3 separate regions of the Homo sapiens genome follow, and regions 2 and 3 are each linked to region 1. A link is a loop called in an ENCODE intact Hi-C map of the cell type or tissue named here. Cell type or tissue: Caco-2. All regions are shown on one strand.

What was found. Hi-C counts contacts between places; a loop is a spot of excess contacts. Peaks named below come from ENCODE experiments on the same cell type or tissue, not always from the same donor. Only the 100,000 strongest peaks of a DNase experiment are listed, where the experiment ranks them.
Region 2: a loop joins it to region 1, with 16 times the contacts of the local background. A loop is called at or near these places in 3 of 110 quality-filtered maps.
Region 3: a loop joins it to region 1, with 29 times the contacts of the local background. A loop is called at or near these places in 7 of 110 quality-filtered maps.

Annotation. Positions count from the first base shown.
Region 1 is chr1:189,706,980-189,710,979 of GRCh38, reverse strand. No RefSeq gene overlaps it. Among named protein-coding and RNA genes, the nearest start is that of LINC01701, 66 kb to the left of the region's middle. In Caco-2, no CTCF peak of the experiment used is centred here; a DNase peak (open chromatin) is centred at 2,138.
Region 2 is chr1:190,370,666-190,374,665 of GRCh38, reverse strand. All of the region lies in intron 2 of BRINP3 (BMP/retinoic acid inducible neural specific 3), which reads left to right. Among named protein-coding and RNA genes, the nearest start is that of BRINP3, 110 kb to the left of the region's middle. In Caco-2, no CTCF peak of the experiment used is centred here; no DNase peak of the experiment used is centred here.
Region 3 is chr1:190,319,354-190,323,353 of GRCh38, reverse strand. The region is part of intron 2 of BRINP3 (BMP/retinoic acid inducible neural specific 3); the gene reads left to right. Among named protein-coding and RNA genes, the nearest start is that of BRINP3, 160 kb to the left of the region's middle. In Caco-2, no CTCF peak of the experiment used is centred here; no DNase peak of the experiment used is centred here.

The DNA.
Region 1 (4,000 bases):
TCCAGAATATCTTTGTTAGTATTCTGCCTTGATGATCTATCTAACACTGTCAGTGTAGTGTCAAATTATCCCAATATTATTTTGTGGTAATCTAAGTCTCTTCATAGGTCCTTGAGGTCTTGTTTTATGAATCTGGTGGATCCTGTGTTGGGTGCATATATATCTAGGATAGTTAAGTCTTCTTGTTTAATTGAACCCTTTATTAGTATTTAATGCCCTTCTTTGTCCTTTTCGATTGTTGTTGGCTTAAAGTTTGCTTTGTCTGAAATAAGCACAGCTACTTCCGCTCTTTTTTGTTTTCCTTTTATTTGATAGATGTTTCTTCATTGCTTTCCTTTGAGCCTATGTGTGTCACTGCATGTGAGATGGGTCTCTTGAAGACAGTGTATAGTTAGGTCTTGCTTCTTTTTCCAACTTAGCACTCTGTGTCTTTTCAGTGCAGCATTTAGCCCATTTACATTGAAGATTAATGTTCATATGCTGGGATTATATCCTGTTACCATGTTTTTAGCTGTTTGTTGTGTAGGATTGATTGTATCATTGTTTTGTAGTGTCAGTGGGCTCCCCATTCCAGTGTTTTTATAGTGGCAGGTACCAGTCTTTATCCCCATAGTTAGCACTCCCTTAAGACCTCTTATAAGGCTGGCCTGATGGTAACACATTTCCTTAGCATTTGCTTCTATGAAAAGGATTTTATTTATCCTTTGCTTATGAAACTTAGTTTGGTGGGACATGACATTCTTGGTTGGAATGTCTTTTCTTTTAGGATGGTGAATAAAGGTCCTCAGTCTTTTCTGCTGAAATATCTGCTGTTAGCTTAATGTTGTTCTTTTTGCATGTCACCTGCCCCTCCTCCATAGCTGCCTTTAGGTAGGTTTATTTATTTATTTATTTATTTATTTATTTATTTATCTTGGCATTGACTTTGAAGAATCTGATAACTCTGTTTCTTGAGGATGGTCATCTTGTCTAGTACCTTGCAGGGGTTCGCTGAGTTTTCTGAATTTTCATGTTGACCTCTTCAGCAAGGCTGGGGAAATTTTTATGAACAATATGTTCAAATATGTTTTTCAAGTTACTTGCCCTCTCTCCATCTCTTTTAGGACTGTCAATGAATCACAGTTTTGGTCTGTTTACATAATCCAATATTTCTCAGCGGTTTCGTTCATTTTTAAAATTTTTCTCTTTATTTTTGCCTGATGGTGTTTATTTGAAGGAATATTCCTAGAGCTTTGTGATTCTTTCCTCAGCTTTGTCCATTCTCTTATAAATGCTTCCAATTGCATCCTGAAATTCCTGTAGTGAATTTTTTATCTCCAGAAGTTCAGTTTGCTTTTTTCTTAAAAGGGCTATAATTCTGCTTTCTTTCTTACAATGGCTATGTCATCTTTCAACTATTAAATACTTTTACTCTGTTCCTTGTATTGGATTTCAACTTTCTCCTGTATTTCAATGAATTTCTTTGCCATCCAGATCCTGAATTCTATGTCTTTTCAGCCATTTCACTCTGATTAAGAACCACTGCTGGGGAGCCTGTGCTCTTGTTTGGAAATAAGAAGCCACTCTGGCTTTTAGAGTTGCCAGAGTTCTTGTACTAGTTCTTTCTCATCTGTGTGGGTTGATGTTCCTTTAAATCTTTCAAGTTGCTCCCTTTTGGATGAAGCTTTTTTTTTTGCTTTATATTCTTTGGTGCCCTTGAGGGTTTGACTGTGGTATAACTTGGGTTATACCAATTACAGTCAATTGTCTTCATTTCTGGACGCTTTTGGGCGGGGGAGCAAAACTCAGTTCAGCACTCCTGGGCTATGTGCTGTAATGCTGGAGGGCTGGGAAAAGGCACGTAGCTTTGCTCTCTTGCCTCTTGAGTTTAAGCACCTGCTGTCCTGGAGGAGCTGAGGTGTTCCCAGTTTGCTAGCAACAACATGATGGGGGCTGCTGGCAAAAGCACTCTGGAGGGATAGTAGGGCATCCAAACATGCATGAACATTGGTGAGGTCTAGCAAGGAGGCTGCGAGTGAAGGCACGCCCGGTGGGGAAGACTGTGGGTGAGTATGTGCTGGGCAGTGGAGGAGGCTGCATGTGAGTGCACACTGGCTGGGGTTCATCTGCAAAAGCATTCTGATGGTTAGGTGACATCTGCTGGTCAAAGAGCTATAGCAAGCTGAAGCTGTGCTGCAAGCAGCTGTAGCCAGACAGGAACCCTGGGAAAGGCCAGCAGATAGAGGGGCACTTAGATGATACTGGCCCCTTCCCAGAGGCAAGACAGCCTTACTCTGTCCAGATCCTGAAGCCAAAAATGGCTAGAGCCACCTAGAGGAGTACAGTGATCCTTAGGGGATGAGTTCCTGTGGCTGTGCTCCACTGCAGCCATTCCCATGTCAAACTTTCTGGGAGCTTCTCAGGCTGAAGTCCTGTCTCTGCCAATGCTCCAGACAGTTCTTCCTACCAGCTCAGATGCTGTGAGGGTCCTGGGGTCTCCTACAGCTAGGATCCAGGAGGTCCATGGCTAGAGTGAGCCACTCCATGCCTATTTCGCTCAATGCTTCCCTAGGAGCTGCTCAGGGACAGAAGTGAGTCCTGGTGCTCAGCAAACCAGTGCAGGGTTCCCAGCTTCCTCACCTTTCAGACTGGGTTCTGTGTCCTTCCTCTGTCCATTTTCAGTGCCTTCTTTCCAAAGATCTGTTCACAGCATCCCATTCGTTTTGATGGTTTGGTGTCTTTTGGTGGGAGAGGCTCTTCCTGGCTGCACTAATTGGCTATCTTTGCTCTCATCACATATAACTTTTAAATCTCTCAAAACTTAACTTCTGATAGCTTACTGTTGACTGGAAGCCTTACTGATAACAAACAATAGATTAACACTCATTTTGTGTGTTATTTATGTTATATAATGTATTATTATAATAAAGCTAAAAGAAAAGGAAAGACAATGTTATTAAGAAAATTATAAGGCAGAGAATATATATTTATTATTCATTAAGTGGAATTAGAGCATCATAAGGTCTTTATCCTCATAGTCTTCACAATGAGTAGACTGAGGAAAAGGAAGAGGAGTGGTTGGTCTTGCTGTGTCAAGGGTGGCAGAAATGGCCAGAAAGGCAGGCAAACTTGGTATAAATTTTATCGAAAAAAATTCACATATAAGTGAACTTGTGCAGTTCAAACGCATGTTGTTCCATAGTCAACTGTAGTGTTTTTGAATAAAGTCTTTATATTTTAGTCTGTTTTTTTTTTTTAATTTTTTATTTCTTTGAGACGGAGTCTCGCTTTGTCGCCCAGGCTGGAGTGCAGTGGCGCGATCTCGGCTCACTGCAAGCTCCACCTCCCGGGTTCACGCCATTCTCCTGCCTCAGCCTCCCGAGTAGCTGGGACTACAGGCACCCGCCACCACGCCTGGCTAATTTTTTTTTTTCTTTTTGTATTTTTAGTAGAGACGGGGTTTCACCGTGTTAGCCAGGATGGTCTCGATCTCGTGACCTCGTGATCCTCCCGCCTCGGTCTCCAGAAGTGCTGGGATTACAGGCGTGAGCCACCATGCCCAGCCTAGTCTGGCTATTTTTTTAAGTTTCACAATTGATACAACTGCTGCCAACCCAATACTACAGGTGTTTGAATTAATAGATCAGATTACCATTATTGAAATAAAAGTCTATAACCTTTTACACTTTATATTGTCTTCAAGATATGTTTGCAATAAGATAAAACTTAACTATTATTAAAACTAAAAACTGTAGCAATGGTGGTATTTCTTTAAATGGCTTTAAATGGTATTTCTTTAATTTTATCTTGTTTTTCCATAGATGATTTGTTTTCCATCAGTACCTTTCTCTGGTGACAGTGAAAAAATATTTTCGAAAATCTATTTTAAATTTAACTTCTAATTTACTTGCTGATCAATTCATTTACAAACATTCAATCTCTAATTTAAATGAGGTGTTTCTTTTTTTGTTCATTATGCCCCTCTTCATCCTTCTGGTTCTCTCTGCAGAAGAACTGCCTC
Region 2 (4,000 bases), 660 kb before region 1:
CTTCTATGGGTCTTTGTGTCTATACATGAAGGTTATTGATTTCTGTGTTTTAATTTCACACCCCACTACCTTACTGAATTCTTTGATTGTTTGTATAAGTTTTTCAGTTTACTCTAGTGAAATTGCCAAGTTTAAATCATATTATTCACAAATATTGATATTTTTGATGCCTCCTTTTTAGTGTTTACACTTCTAATTTCTCTTTTGACGAATTAAATTGGTAAAAACATCTAGTACTGTGTTGGATAATAATGGTGATTATAATACTTCCATGTTCTTGACTTAGCAATAAAGCTTCCAGTATTAGCCCATGTCATCTATATGATTTTTGGGTTGAAACATAGATAGATAGACAGATAGTCAGAGAGACAGACAGACAGATAGATTTCTTTTCACAAAATGTGTGTGTGTTATGTACAATTGATTCTTATTATGTTATGTCCTATAAACTTCACAAATAGAGATTTAGCAAATACTGAACCATTGTTCCTAGTATAATTTGTGCATATGTATGTGTACATACACATCTCACATAGATTATAATCTTGAACCCTAAAACAATTCTTCCAGGTAAATTATATTTGCTTTATTTTTTAAAAGAGAAAATGAGGTTCAGAAGTGTTAAGTGACTTGCTTAAGACCATGCCCCTAAGTGTACCCACTTTAGGATTCAAACCCTGTGCAATTGGCTCCAGAGCAGTAATAGCTTCTTGGGCTACGCTACACTACACTGCCTCCTACTGTCTCTGCTCATACAAATATAGACAGTAGGAGGCAGTGTAGCATAGTCCAAGAGGCTGTTAGGTTGGTGCAAAAGTAATCACAGTTTTTGCCATTACTTTTAATTGTTTTACTTTTGCACGAACCACAATTACTTCTGCAGCAAACTAATACTACTGCTCCTCCACCTGTCTCACCCCCTGTATAAGAGCTGAAGCAAAAAGACAGAGAAATGCCTTGTTAGGCCTCAACTGGGAATGTTGACATCAAAAACTCAAAGTGTTTTTGCTCTGCTGTGGATGTTCTTTGAATGACTGACAAAAGGCTGCCATTATTAGTTTTGGAGTTAGAAATATATTCTATCCATTCTATCCAGCAAGCAAAATCACAAATGTAGAATTTGCAAATAATGAAGATCATTGGTATAAATATGTGTGTGTGTATATATATACACATATACACACACATATATACATATATATGTACACACACACACACACACACACACACATATATATATATAATTAAGGAATTATCTACTTTATTTTATTTTTTTTAGACAAAGTATCACTCTGTTGCCCAGGCTGGAGTGAAATGGCGCTATCTCGGCTCACTGCAACCTTCGCCTCCTGGGTTCAAGAGATTCTCCTGCCTAAGCCTCCCGAGTAGCTGGGATTACAGGCATGCACCACCACGCCTGGCTAATTTTTGTATTTTTAGTAGAAACGGGGTTTCGCCATGTTAGCCAGGCTGATCTGGAACTCCTGACCTCAGGCGATCAACCCACCATGGCCTCCCAAATATCTATTTTAATTTTATTCAGTGTTTTTTAGACCAATAATTATTGTTGAATTTTAACATATTATATTCAGTGGCCAGGGAGGATATCATTCTAATTTTCTTCTCAGCTATTTAATGTCTTGGGGATATTTAATGTCTTAGATATGTAATGTTTACAAACATTCTGCTATCTTAGAATATACCCCTGTTAGTCAATATTCTTTAAATGAGGTCCTGGAATTTATTCTCTAATATTTTATTTAGATTTTTTGTTGATATTACTACAGAGCTTTGTCTGTGAACTATTTGTTTAACATTTGTTACTTTTGTCCATTTATTTAAACTTGTGTGATAAAAAAGAATTTAGATGAAAATATATACTCTCAAATTGTTTTACTATTATCTGTTCTTTACAACTGTCTGTTTTAGTGTAATTCCTGAACTGAACTGAAATTGCCTTAGAAACGATTAGAAGAGAGGGGAATTATGACAAGGTAATATGGTAGTCACATGGTTCAGGCACAATCTTTTCTGCACACCTAGGGTATAAGCCACTAAATAACAATTGCTGAAGGGAAAGTACATTAACACAGACCTGCAGTCACCTCTTGTTACAGAGGCACTTTCTTATTTATTTCCAGCTTATGCATGTCTTGATCTTGTGACAGTCAGAACCTTTCTGGAACTATATGGGGTTGTAACCTGAGCATCACAAAGCTGCTGTTTCTGTCTATAATCACCCAGCTGATGTGTACTATCTCAGCAGTCAGTAAACACCCTCAGTAAGCAAAGAAGGACTTTCTGACAGGATGGTTCATTGCAGGATACAGTGAAATATCTGTGTTAGTGGAGCATCTGTATCAGTGAGGTATCCACCCATGGAAATGGTCACTCGCTTTGAGCTTGGTTCAACAGGTTGCAGAGGCAATGCAGGCAGAATGCAAGGCAACAGAATGAAGGACGTCTGAGGTCCCTTCCAGCCTTGCAGGTTCAATGAATTCTTAATGTCTGTGAGGTCTGGATTACTGTTGTGTCCTCTCTTAGCCTGTCAGGCCTGCAGTCTTTCACCTCTTCCCACTGTGCCCTGGAGAAGTGGTTTCTGAAGCTAAAGACTACTCTAAAATGCTCGTATTCACTGTGAAAAACCAGTAGCTATTTTTCAAGCAGCTAAGTTTTCATCCTGTGCCATTTTAACATTGATGAGGTTATGAGGAAGCCCCTGAAGCTTATGTCACCGTGAATGTCGGACATGGGGTAATAGTACTGGTTGTACAGACCTCATATTCCAAGGTGGAGATGTGATAGGGGTCGGAGACTCTCTGAATGTCTTCAGGAGCTGTGCCCCCTATGCCAGATGCCCCTGGATTAAAATAATTGATATCGTTAAATTTAACAATATCCATACTACTCAACATGATTTATAGATTCAATGCAATCCTTATCAAAATTCTTAGAACATTTCTCAAGGGACTAGAAAAACTTAATCCTAAAATTAATATGGAACCATAAAAGACACTAGTCAAAACTATTGAGCAAAAAGAATACCCCTGTAGCCGTCACACTACCTGACTTCAAAATATACTGCAAAGCTATAGTAATCAAAGCATCATGATAATGGCATAAAAACAGAAGCAGTGGCCAATGGAAAGGCAATGAAAATCCAGAAAGAAACCTACAAATATACAGTCAATTGATTTTTCACAAAGGTGCCAAGAACATATAATGGGGAAAGGACAGTGTCTTCACTAATGATATTGGTAAAACTAGATATCCACATGCAGCAGAATAAAATTAGAACCTTTTATCACACCATCTATGGGAATCAACTCAAAATGGATTAAAAACTTGTACATAACAATTGAAATTTTAAAACTACTAGAAGAAAACTTAGAGGAAAGCCTCCGCAACATTGATCTGGGCAATTACTTTTTGGAAATTATGCCAAAACACAGGCAACAAATACAAAAATACATAAAGGGGATTGCATCAAACTAAATGTTTTTGCACAGCAAAGGAAAGAAGAAACAGAGTGAGTAGTCTACCTACAAATTTGGATAAAATATTTGCAAACCAAAGATGTGATAAGAGGCTAGTATTGAAAATATATAAGGAATTCAATTCAATAGCAATTGAACAAATAGTTCAATAATAATATGGGCAAATAACTTGAATAGACATTTCTCAAAGGAAGACAACCAGATGACCAACAGGTATTTGATAAAATGATCATGAGACATTATTAATCATCAAATTAAAATTATTAAATTAAAATTATTTAATTAAAATACAAATTAAAACTACAATGATATGTTACCTCACACCTCTTAGACAGTCTATTGTCAAAAAGATGAAAAATATCTAGCGATAGTGAGAATGTAGAGAAAAGTGAACACTCTAGGCTTGGCTCTTACTCTCAGGATCAGAGTAGCTGCAAAGGTCAGTGGCAGGTTCTAGTTCTGTGGCAGGAGGCACAGGCTTCGCCATGAAGGCCCTGCCTTAC
Region 3 (4,000 bases), 610 kb before region 1:
TTTGGTATGCAACATTTTTTGAGACTGAGAAAAAGCAGACCCAGTAACCTCTCTATTGTCTATCCAGTTATGCTAACAAGAAAAATTATAATAATAAAAATTTGACAACTTAACATATAAATTTGTGGTGGAAATCACTTTTCTCCTTATTTGTTCCTTATTAAATTTGCACTACCTAGACCAGGTATGTGAAAGATGTCACTATCATATGATAGCCTATTATTTATGCATATACTTCAATTGGTAGAGAACCCAGACACCCATAACTAATTTATATTTTAAATAAGAAGCTTTTGGTGTAGCCTACACTTTGAATTAATACAACCCCAGTTAAGACCTTGAATCCTCAAAGTACAATATGGTCAAGTTACATAATCCTTCTGCGCTTTGAATGTGTAAAAATGTGAGTTGCATCACCCGCTCTTTAAAAGAGCTGATCAAATTAAACGAGATAATTAATGTGAAGGAAATCATTACTGCTTGAAACTTAATGAGTACTCAGAACATTGATAATGATGATGATGGTGATTTGGTTAAAAATCATACAGTGTAGAACTAAAAGGAATGTAACTTTATATTTATTAGAAAATTTAATATTTATATGCATATCTATTTGGTTGGATGGTAGACATGTAAATTCCCTAATTCAAGATTCCTCCATCCTTTCTGAGAAGTATGTTGGGAAGATTGACATGTTGGCTTTGGCAAGGGTTTGTCAAACCATTTCTGGTCCTCGGATTCATTTTTTATTCAAGTTCACGGCCTTTGCAATGTCTTCATCACTACCCTGTCTTAGGTGATGAATATTCTAGGATATTCCCGTTTCTCAGCCGCACTTTTTCTTCAGGTCTGTCTGTGTACTCAATCATGTGTATACGCAATCCATGGTGTTCTGTCACAAGTGAGAAATATTCTACATCTCTGTGGAGCACATTTAGGCCTACCGGTCTTAACACAGGGTGCAGACTATTATTTTGTTCTCAGGCAAAACTGAGAGCAAAGCAATCCTCAGGCCTTGTAATATTTTTGGACTGTATTTAAAGACAAAGAACTGGTTTTCTTCTCAGATGCACAAACCTATCAGGACTTTATCTTCTTCTCATTTCCCAGCCCCTTCCTGAACTTGTCTCTAGAGATAAGGTGCAAAACAAATTTTTAGGATCAACTACTGTATTTACTGGAAATACCATATTCTTCAGCTTTTTGATCCATTATATGTAATCTCTTGGTTTATTATATGAACTACCTTTCATTTAAAATACTATTATTTCCCATATATGTATGAGAAATAATCATATATATATGCACACATATATATGCACACATATATAAAAATAGATTTATGAAAAAATCTTATATATATTTCAATAGTTTTAAAAATCATTTCATTAATTTTAGAGAAAACTCACTTAATAATTGTAGGCTTATACTTTTTCTTGCATGTAACATGAACAACAACATCATTTTTAAAACAAAGACTACTTCTTGTTATGTTGAGCAACCATTTTTCCAAATGGTGTGAGGTTTGCATACCACAAGGTAAAAACCAACTATATTTAAATATTACCTGTTCTATCAACTTCAGATGAAAATATGCAGTATAATAATTTTCAAAAACAAATACATTGAGGCGATTCTTTGCCATCATGATGTTTCCAAAGCAAAGATAATAAAACGTCAATTAATGAATAATGATGATGAGTAAATAATACCCAAATTTGTTTAATCAGTCAAAATATAAAGCCAGTGAAACTGAAAAGCTTTTGTTGTTTCCTAATCAAGAGACCTTTTGGCTAATTTTATTACTTAATAAAACATTTATTACATTGACTTGGTTCTACAAACTTTAAAAAATTTTTGAAATATATAGAAGTCTCATTTTTATTTCTATAAATCAGAATCTTATAATTTTCACTTCATGTTCAAAATATTTCTCCCTTTGCTTCCTCTTTTATGCATGGTTTATAAATAGTTATCGAAGAGAATTAGAAACATACATGAATGGTACTTTAGGAGGTATATGATTTTTAACTTAATTCAAATTACAGTTATGTGTTCAGTTCAGGATAATAAATAGAGTGGTAATGAATTCTTTCCATTTCTGATGCATGCTATTGGGTATTGGATTTATGGTAGAGATTAGCTTTGATTAATTCTTCCCTGTCTGCTGACTCAACTCTATTCTTCAGTGTTCTGACCACTAGATGGTAGGGTCGTGTTGCCTAACTAACTAGTCTGGCCCTGCCCCTATACAGCATAAAAAATGTAAGATCATTCATTATTTTTCTTAACATCTGTCTCTTATTTTAAAGGATTATTTATTATAAAACTCCATTTTAATCTGGAAATGTGCGTATATACAGACATATACATACGTGTGTGTGTGTGTATATATATATAACATATATACATATATACAAACACACACACAGCAGGACATCAGATAATATTGTTTCATGAAAATGTTGATGATTAACAAAATCAATTTTTGGCCAGGGCCACTGTCTGTGTGGAGTTTGTACGTTCTCATATCATGAGCATGTATGTACATGCTCATATCTGCATGGGTTTTATCTAGGTAATTCAGTTTCCTCCCACACCCCAAAGATATGCACATTAGGTTCACTGGCCTGCCTAAATGGTCCCAGTATGAGTGAGTGAGTGTGTGTGTGTGTGTTGGGGGGTGGGAGTGACTATGACCTGTGATGGAATGGTGTCCTGTCCAGGGCTGGTTCTTATCTTGTGCCCTGAGCTGTTGTGATGGTCTCTGGCCACCCACCACCCTAAATAGGAATAAGTGAGTTAGAAAATGAATGAATGAATGAATAAATACAAATTGTTATAAAACAAATATTCATGAAGTATACGATAATTATACAAATGCACAACAATAAGCAATGTGGTATAAAAGTGCCCAGTGGGATCTCCTATTAGTAATTGTTTGCTTTTGAACTGTGTAGTGGTAGGAGGGTCTCCTAACAATGTTCATTGTGTAAACTTCACTTGATTTAACTCACCACAATTACAACTACCATCACTCACTGGTTCACTAAAAATCGAGTAAATAATTATCTTATTTATTATTAATCTTTCTTACCTGTATGCATAGATGATATTTATTTCAGTGTTTAATATTAGGAGTGTTTTGGGTATTTATTTGGAAGTTTGGTGGTGTTTTTATGACCAGAAATATACTGTAGGAAGTTAACCCTGTGTATATCAATCACCCTGTGTTAAAATTTGTTTCATTATTATACATTGTATTGCTTAAAGTCAAAGTTACCAAGAACCTATCCACCAAGTTAAGTGAGCACATACATTTACACACACACACACACGTATATCACAAAGATCAAAATTTAAACAAAAAACTTATAGAATATTCTTTATTCCATTTTCTATTTTTAAAATTTAAAAATGACATCTTTATAAGTGATAGATTTAGTGCTAGGCGTCAAATGTGCAAAGATAAATACAATATAGCACTTACTAGGAAGCTGATAGGATTTGGATCTTTGTCCCCATCCAAATCCCATGTTAAATGTAATCCCCAATGCTGGAGGTGGGGTCTGCTGGGAGGTGATTGGATCAAGGGGGTAGTTTCTCATGGTTTGACACACATCATCCCCCTTGGTGCTGTTGTTGTGATAGTGAGTTCTAATTAGATCTGGTTGTTTAAAAGCTGTGGCACCTCTTCCCTCAATCTCTTGCTCTTGCTCGGGCCATGTAAGACATGCTGGCTCTCCCTTTGCCTTCCACCATGATTTGAAGCTTTTTGATGCCTCCCAAGAAGCAGAAGCCATCATGCTTTCTGTACAGCCTGTGGAACAGTGAGCCAATTAAACCTATTTTTTATATAAATTACCCAGCCTCAAATGTTTCTTTATATCAGTGCAAGAATGAACTAATACAGAAGCCTATTCTCTAATAATGGAAACAGGGAAGTAATTTAAAACAAAAACACAACAACAACTTTGGGATAAGAGCTATAACACAGGAA